Linked DNA regions of Homo sapiens: region 2 is linked to region 1. Evidence: chromatin contacts called from ENCODE Hi-C data. All regions are on one chromosome and are shown on one strand. The core of a region is the stretch at or near the end of the contact, and the rest is flanking DNA. Distances in the headings are between cores, read along the strand shown.

Region 1 (3,624 bases), core at 924-3,423:
AGTTGTTTCTGTTCTGCCGGTCTGTAAGGGTTGGAAAGTCCAAGACTTAGGACCCAGTTTCCTTTCTTAGCTGATGTTTTCTGCCAGAACACCATGGGCTGTTACTTGTCTGAGTTGAAAGTGGTTTGCATTTACACCTGTAAATGTATTCATCCTTTTAATTTATGTAAGGTTTTTCTGTATGCAATTCTCGATTCTTTGAAGAGATGACAACAAATTTTGGTTTTCTACTGTTATGTGAGAACAATAGGCCCCAGCAACATGTCATCGTGTAAGGAAAAATAAAAGTGCTGCTGGAAAACAAACAAACAAAAAACATATAACCACGTATGGGAGCTGAGATATCTGTAAATTCTAAAAGTGATCATATCAACAGCTTAATCCTGGCCCCTGGAAAACAAATAGAGACGGAGTGATGCTGTGCAGCTGGCGTGGTTTCAACAAAACCGTGTTAAGTGTTTCCTCTGGGGGCAGATTATTGAAAGGTGAATGCAGGAGAATTCTACAGCCACAGTCTGGGTTTCAGTGTGTCATTTGCCAAATGTCTCAGAATGGTCCGGTGGATAGGGGAGGGAAGCAAGAGGCAGATGACATTTCAGGTGCTGGACTCAGTGCCATGCAGGCAAACATCTCTATCAAGAGAATGCCTGCCCTCTAGGAGATCAGTGTCATCAGGAGGTCTGAGGGCACAGCCTGGGGTTTTTTTACACTGACTTCAGCATAGACATAAATGAGGTGTGTATCATATGTGTGAATGACGTAAAGGTAACTGATACTTGGGATGTCAGTAAAGATCCCTAAATAGCCCAACAGGCTGGAATGATGAAATTTAACAGCATAAATGTGAAGTCTTGCCCTCAGCTTAAATCAATCACCTTTATAATTTATAAGTACAGGATGGCAATGGCAGCATGTGTGTCTGCTCATGTGAAAAGGTGTTTTAGTTGACAGCAAGTGCCTTATACACCCATAATGAGACATGTGGCTGCCAGCAGTTTTCTGGGGACAACATCTAGAATGCGACAGGTGAGAGTTCTCTACCCTGCCCTTATTAGACAGAATCGGGATAGCTGCATACAGTTCTGAGCACAGAGAAAACATGGAAGTCTTCAGTAGAAGGTTTGGAAACTGAGTCTCCTAAGGAACTGTGGAAGGGACTGAGGATACAGCCTGGGGGACAGATGCCAGGGGGATCATGACAGCTGTCCTCAAAGGTGGAGAAGATGGCATGCCGTGATAAGGGACACGGTCCTGCTCCCTTTAGCTCTGACGATAGAATCGTGGTGGCAGTTACGGGGAGGCTGACTGCTGCTCATTGAAAGGAAGACCTGTTCAGAAGTTCCCACCATTGGAACAAACGGACCTGTGAGTCTGAGCCACTGAAGGTGTTCAAGGAGAAACCGTATGTCAGGTTGGGACTAAAGAAAAGTGTCACCCTTGCAAAAGTTGTCTTGGTTGAAAAAAAAGAAGCTGGACCAAGTCTTCAAGTTCCCTTTCAACATCATGTTATACACACATACACACCCCCTGCCCCCAAACACCCCCCCACCCCATACACATAGCCTTTGTATATATATTATAGACTAAAATTTTAAAATGTTGCAATTTTTTAATTGCTGTGGCTGTCCAGGCCATCCCGACCACCCTGCTCTAAGGCAGGGACTGTTTGGGGCAGGACCTGCTGGTTCTGCCCTTTAAGTTCACAGAGAGCAGGAAAGTGTTGCTCACAATGAGTTTACATCCTGTTGAGGCACAGCAGGGCTTCCTCAAGCAGCTGCGCTTGGTCACCCTGCCACCAGAGTTACAGCCCAAACTTCCCTTCGGGTTTGTGTTTTCCAGCAGGGCATTTTCTTAGGCAACCTCTGATATTTCCCTCTTTGCCCCCAGGGGGGCCTCTCCTTTGTCCCCACCCTTCCTGAAGGGAGCAGGAAATTCAGGCCAACCAGGAAGCCTTCACAAAGGCTGGCACTGACCTTCCCTTTGTCAGTTTGGGGTCAGTTCTATCTGGGCGAAGGTCTCAGACTGATCGTAGTCCGACATAGAGACCGGAAACGAGCCTCAAACAGTCTGAAGGGAGCAAACGGCATTCTTGCAGATGCTTACTACTTCAGTGAAGCTTCGAATGACTCAGAGAGGTCATCACGCCCAGTCATCTTCAAATTTTTCTGCACATTAGACTGCACTGGGGAGCCTTAAAACAATCCCAGTGCCAGTCCACACCCCTTCCACACCAATTACAACGGACTCTCCAGGACCCGGGCAGCCATAGTGTTTACCACTTACCTCGTGATTCTTATGTACAACCACACTTGAGAACTGGGGATCTAGTCCTGGGCTTCTCATACTTGCCATGTGAAAGCATCACCTGGGGATCCTGCTGCAATGCACATTCTGATTCAGTAGGTCTGGGGTGCCGCCCAAGATTTTGTATTTCTAACAAGCTCCCAGGGGATGCCGGTCCACGGACCACTCTCTGAGGGGTAAGGCTCCTAATTCAACTGACTAACTCAACTCAGGTTAACTACCTGGATGCTTTTTCAGAGGGTGGTAGGAAGCCTGGGATTACCCAACCACTGATCAAGGGGTAAAGAGCAATCTGCTCTGTATGAGAGAAACTCAGGTTCCGAGGAGCATTCTTGCCTTTTGGGCTGCAGTCATCACTTGCTGTTCATAGATGTCAAGGTTCTGGTTCATGAGCTCCAAGGCCTCTTGGCGGCTGATGAGAGCCAGAGGGTTCAGACTCAGGATGGATGGATGCTCATACACGGCAGCCACATAATATTCAGCCTCGTGATGGTCAGCCACGCTCTCCTCCCCGGTGTGGGCTCCCAGGGCAACCACGTAACAGCCGCAGAGGAAAAGAGCAAGCTTACTTCTGGCTCCAGACATAATGCAGACCACAAATCTGGAATGTAATGGGGCAAGGGGAAAACAGCTGAATAAAGAATCCTGCCAAGAATTTAACGTTTGCAGCTGTGATTTATTAATCCCAGCAATTAAACTCACTCGCAGTGATACTGCGGCTCAAAGAGTTTGTTTCATGTTCCTAATAAAAGAGTATGTGTTTCTCTCCAAACACGTAGCAAGCCACATTTAAAATGGCTCACTGTGTTAATAGTCTGGTTTTAGAACATTTCCAAAACAGACTCAACGTTTGCTATGATTTTCTTACCCAGTGTTCAGCAAGACTGTAGTGCGTCACTACCCACTTTTCTAGCTGTGCACTTAGATTTTAAGCAGTAGTAACTATCCAGATTATTTGACATAATTCTGTGATATATTTCACACTCTACCCTCTGCCCTCTATCCATACTACAGGTCAGCCATCCGTAATGTCTGTGATTGTCATGACCCTAATAACACAGCTTGGCTTTCCTGGCCATCAAAACCTAATGAATTACAATTCTCCCTGCATTTCTTTGGTTAGTAATAAATACTATGGATAACTCTCCCTTTATTCAGCACAAAATTATTTATTTGGTGCCAAGAAACTGCTGACTTCTACATAAATGCCAATAGCTACTTTCTTTTATAGACAAGCAAAGTATCCCAATAAAAGCATGTTATTTTTTCTCCTTGAACTTGAGAATCGCCATTGCACATTATCACTTTCTTAACCCCATC
Region 2 (3,232 bases), core at 154-2,653, 340 kb after region 1:
GCGCGCGCACACACACACACACACACACACACACACACACACACACACTTACTTTTGCAGAAGAAGAAACTGGGGCTTAGAGTCTGTGTTCTCTTAAGGGGCTATCTGCAGCCCTGATTTGTTGAGGCTGTGCTAGGGGCCTGGGTTTGTGGTCATAGGTCTTTTATGTACATTATCTCATTTAATCCTTACAGCGAGTACTTTTTGCAAAGTGGTACTCTTTTCTTTTTCTTGTTTCTTTTCTTTTTTTTTTTTTTTTTTGAGATGGAGACTTGCTCTATCGCCCAGGCTGGAGTGCAGTGGCGTAATCTCGGCTCACTGCAACCTCTGCCTCCCAGGTTGAAGCGATTCTTCTGTCTCAGCCTCCCGAGTAGCTGAGACTACAGGTGCACACCACCACACCAGGCTAATTTTTGTATTTTTAGTAGAGACAGGATTTCGTCATGTTGGCCAGGCTGGTCTCTAACTCCTGACCTCAGATGATCCGCCTGCCTCGGCCTCCCAAAGTGCTGGGATTACAGGTGTGAGCCACTGCGTCCGGCCTGCAAGACGATATTATTTTCATCATACTGAGGGGGAATAATCACTGAGGCTTGGGGACTTTAACATCACAGACCTTGCGAGGACAGGAGTGAAGGTTTAAACCAAGTCTACCTGGTTCTGGCTGGTGCCTGGCACATAGGAGGCATTTATGACTATTTGCAAATCTGAAAGACACTCTGGCACATCTGAGGAGAATGGGCTTTTAGGACTAAAGGCAGTTTTTGAGCTCATTGGTGCAGTTATTTCCCTGCACACCCCTGCCTCTTCTTGGCTAGGGTAACTGAGAAGCTCTTGTTCCGAGAAGCTCTTGTTCCAAGAATCTGGAGTCCTTGGGAACTTTCCCCTCATGGTGCCCTGTTCCTGCTAGGACTTCAGTGTGGCTTTGTCATGCCTTCCTTCTTCCCCGTCACTTTATCTCTGCAGAGCCACTTGCCTGCCTGGGGGCAGTTCTTGCCACGGGACTTTGGGTGAGGAGGTCTGGCTCAGTGACGTTCTTCCCTGTGGCCCTGGTCACATTCCCCCTGGGTGGCCACAGGCCAGTTCCTGGGAACTGCGTCATTCCTGCTGCCCAAAGTAAGGGCACGTAGTGGAATGACAGGGCATCTGTCTCAAAGCAGAGTTCCTGGAGATTTATGGCAAGAACTGAGCATGGACTCTTAACTCTCCTTCGCCTGAAAGATCACATCCTGCCTGACAGTCTTGGCTGAAGATTCTGGGAAAGAAGCAGCTGCACTTTGGAAACTTGGAATCTTGAATTAGGATGGGGTCAGGAAGGAGATGTGTTGCAGCTTTTGACCCAGGTCAAAGGCTCCTGACACACACAAGTAGATTTTTGGGCTTCTGCCAGAAGGGTTGCACCTCCTGCTTGGCTGGCTCTGCCTCGGGCGTCTGGGGCTGGAGCAGGGAGAGTGTTGCTGATCTTGAGGTTTTCTTTTCTTTTTTCTTTTTAGATGGAATTTCGCTTTTGTTGCCCAGGCTGGGGTGCAATGGTGTGATCTCGGCTCACCACAACCTCCGCCTCCCGGATTCAAGCAATTCTCCTGCTTCAGCCTCCCGAGTAGCTGCGATTACAGGCATGCGCCACCACGCCCAGCTAATTTTGTATTTTTAGTAGAGATGGGGTTTCTCCATGTTGGTCAGGCTGGTCTCAAACTCTTGACCTCAGGTGATCCACCCACCTTGGCCTCCCAAAGTGCTGGGATTACAGGCATGAGCCACCGCGCCTGGCTTAGGTTTTCTTTTCTGGTGATGCCATGAACCATTTGCATTCAACCCCATTCTGTCTGGCAGGTGGCAGGAAGTCCGCGTGGGGGACTGGTTGCAGGCAGGTCTTAGCCAGGAAGCACTGGGCTGGAGGAGCTGCCCTCCATCACCTTGTTAGTTGGGAGGTTTGTCATGGGCAACTCCCTTTTTCTTATCTCCTTTGCTATTCACAGAGGCATGGCTGAGCCCCCCTTGGTGCTGCTGGGCAGGCAGTGTTCTCTGTGAAGCTAACAGGTGTGGTTTGTCACCACAGCATAGTGGTTAGAGGGGAAACAGGGTGTGGAGTTTGGTTCCCTGAAACCATGATGCTCTTCAGATGTTTCCTTCCTTCTTCTCAACTGTACTCTGCTTTCAGTAAAGTGATTGCATGGACATGGATAGCCCCTTCCCCTCTGTAAACCACAGGCATTCCCTGGCAAGAGTGGCAGAGTGATTAATTTTTCAGTGAAAGGAAATCAGAGCATAGGTTGTGTTTCTGCTACGAGTTTTGTCGACACAGGCTGGCCTTTTTATGTTGCCTGGTGACGAGGTTTGGGCCCCGGCTGTGCACTCTTGGTGCACCTTCTGTTCCTTTCCTGACTCAGAGGATGCCCCTGCTTTCCTTCCTTTCTTTTCTACTTCTTCCCCAGCCCTTCCAGTTGTGACTTCTATGAAAATCTACCCTGAAGAATCTGATGAAATTATTCATGCTGAGAAGTAAATGACTGATAAGACTTAGAGATTTATGGTCTCTGGGGCTTCAAGTGGTTCTGACTTACAAACATTCCCATAGCTTGGAATACCCTGCTTCCAACCTGGTGGGACTGCATATTCCCAACTCAGGGTTCATCATGCTGTGGGAACCTCTGCACATGTGAGAGACAGAACTACACCCTTTACACTAAGTGGGAAATGCTTAGAAGTGCAGGCTGTAGGTAGACTTTTCATTTCTACCCAGTGGGATGTCCTTGTGGAGTTTAAGCCAGAAGTAAGATTGGCGGATAGAACATGGGAATACAGAACACCCAGTTAAATTTCAGATTTTTTTTTTTAGGTATAAATTTGTTCTATGCCATATTTGGTACATAAGCTAAAAAAATTGTTTACCTGAAATTCAGATTTAACTGGAAGGCCTATATTTTTATTTGCTAAATCTGGCAGCCCTACCAAAAGGGAATTTGTAGTGTTGATCAGCCAGAGAGAGAAAGTAGTTTTGGGGTCAGCTGCCCTGTCTTGGGGTTCCTGAATCCACAGCATGTGGAGCTGTGGAGGAACCCTGGCTCCCACTTTGTCATTCCTTAGCCTGTAGCCTTGAGTGGGCACAAGTGAACACAGACAGGAGAGTTGAGTGATACTAAAAAGCATGCGAATGCTCATGCTGCTGTTCTAGCTACTCCCAAGCCTGGTGTTTCTGGGACGAAATTGAGTTTCTAAGATAAGGAGCTGG

Evidence for each region. Hi-C counts contacts between places; a loop is a spot of excess contacts on that map. Pooled maps may share reads with other maps.
Region 2: a map of endothelial cell of umbilical vein shows a loop between it and region 1 (2.3-fold over the local background). The contact joins two enhancer-like sites. A Hi-C loop is called at or near these places in 1 of 168 maps with a recorded cell type or tissue (endothelial cell of umbilical vein), 1 of 37 single-sample maps with no recorded cell type and 3 of 50 pooled maps.

Annotation. Positions count from the first base shown.
Region 1 is chr3:15,634,705-15,638,328 of GRCh38, reverse strand. It overlaps BTD (biotinidase), which reads right to left. Exons shown (of 4, transcript NM_001370658.1): 2 at 2,641-2,905. The coding sequence starts at 2,889. Among named protein-coding and RNA genes, the nearest start is that of BTD, 35 kb to the right of the region's middle. Within about 2 kb of position 2,173, at least 25 of the 41 ENCODE cell types and tissues checked have a DNase peak (open chromatin) inside an H3K27ac peak, as active enhancers do; they include endothelial cell of umbilical vein, where a contact is called at or near this core.
Region 2 is chr3:15,291,107-15,294,338 of GRCh38, reverse strand. The region is part of intron 3 of SH3BP5 (SH3 domain binding protein 5); the gene reads left to right. Among named protein-coding and RNA genes, the nearest start is that of SH3BP5-AS1, 39 kb to the right of the region's middle. Within about 2 kb of position 1,403, at least 29 of the 41 ENCODE cell types and tissues checked have a DNase peak (open chromatin) inside an H3K27ac peak, as active enhancers do; they include endothelial cell of umbilical vein, where a contact is called at or near this core.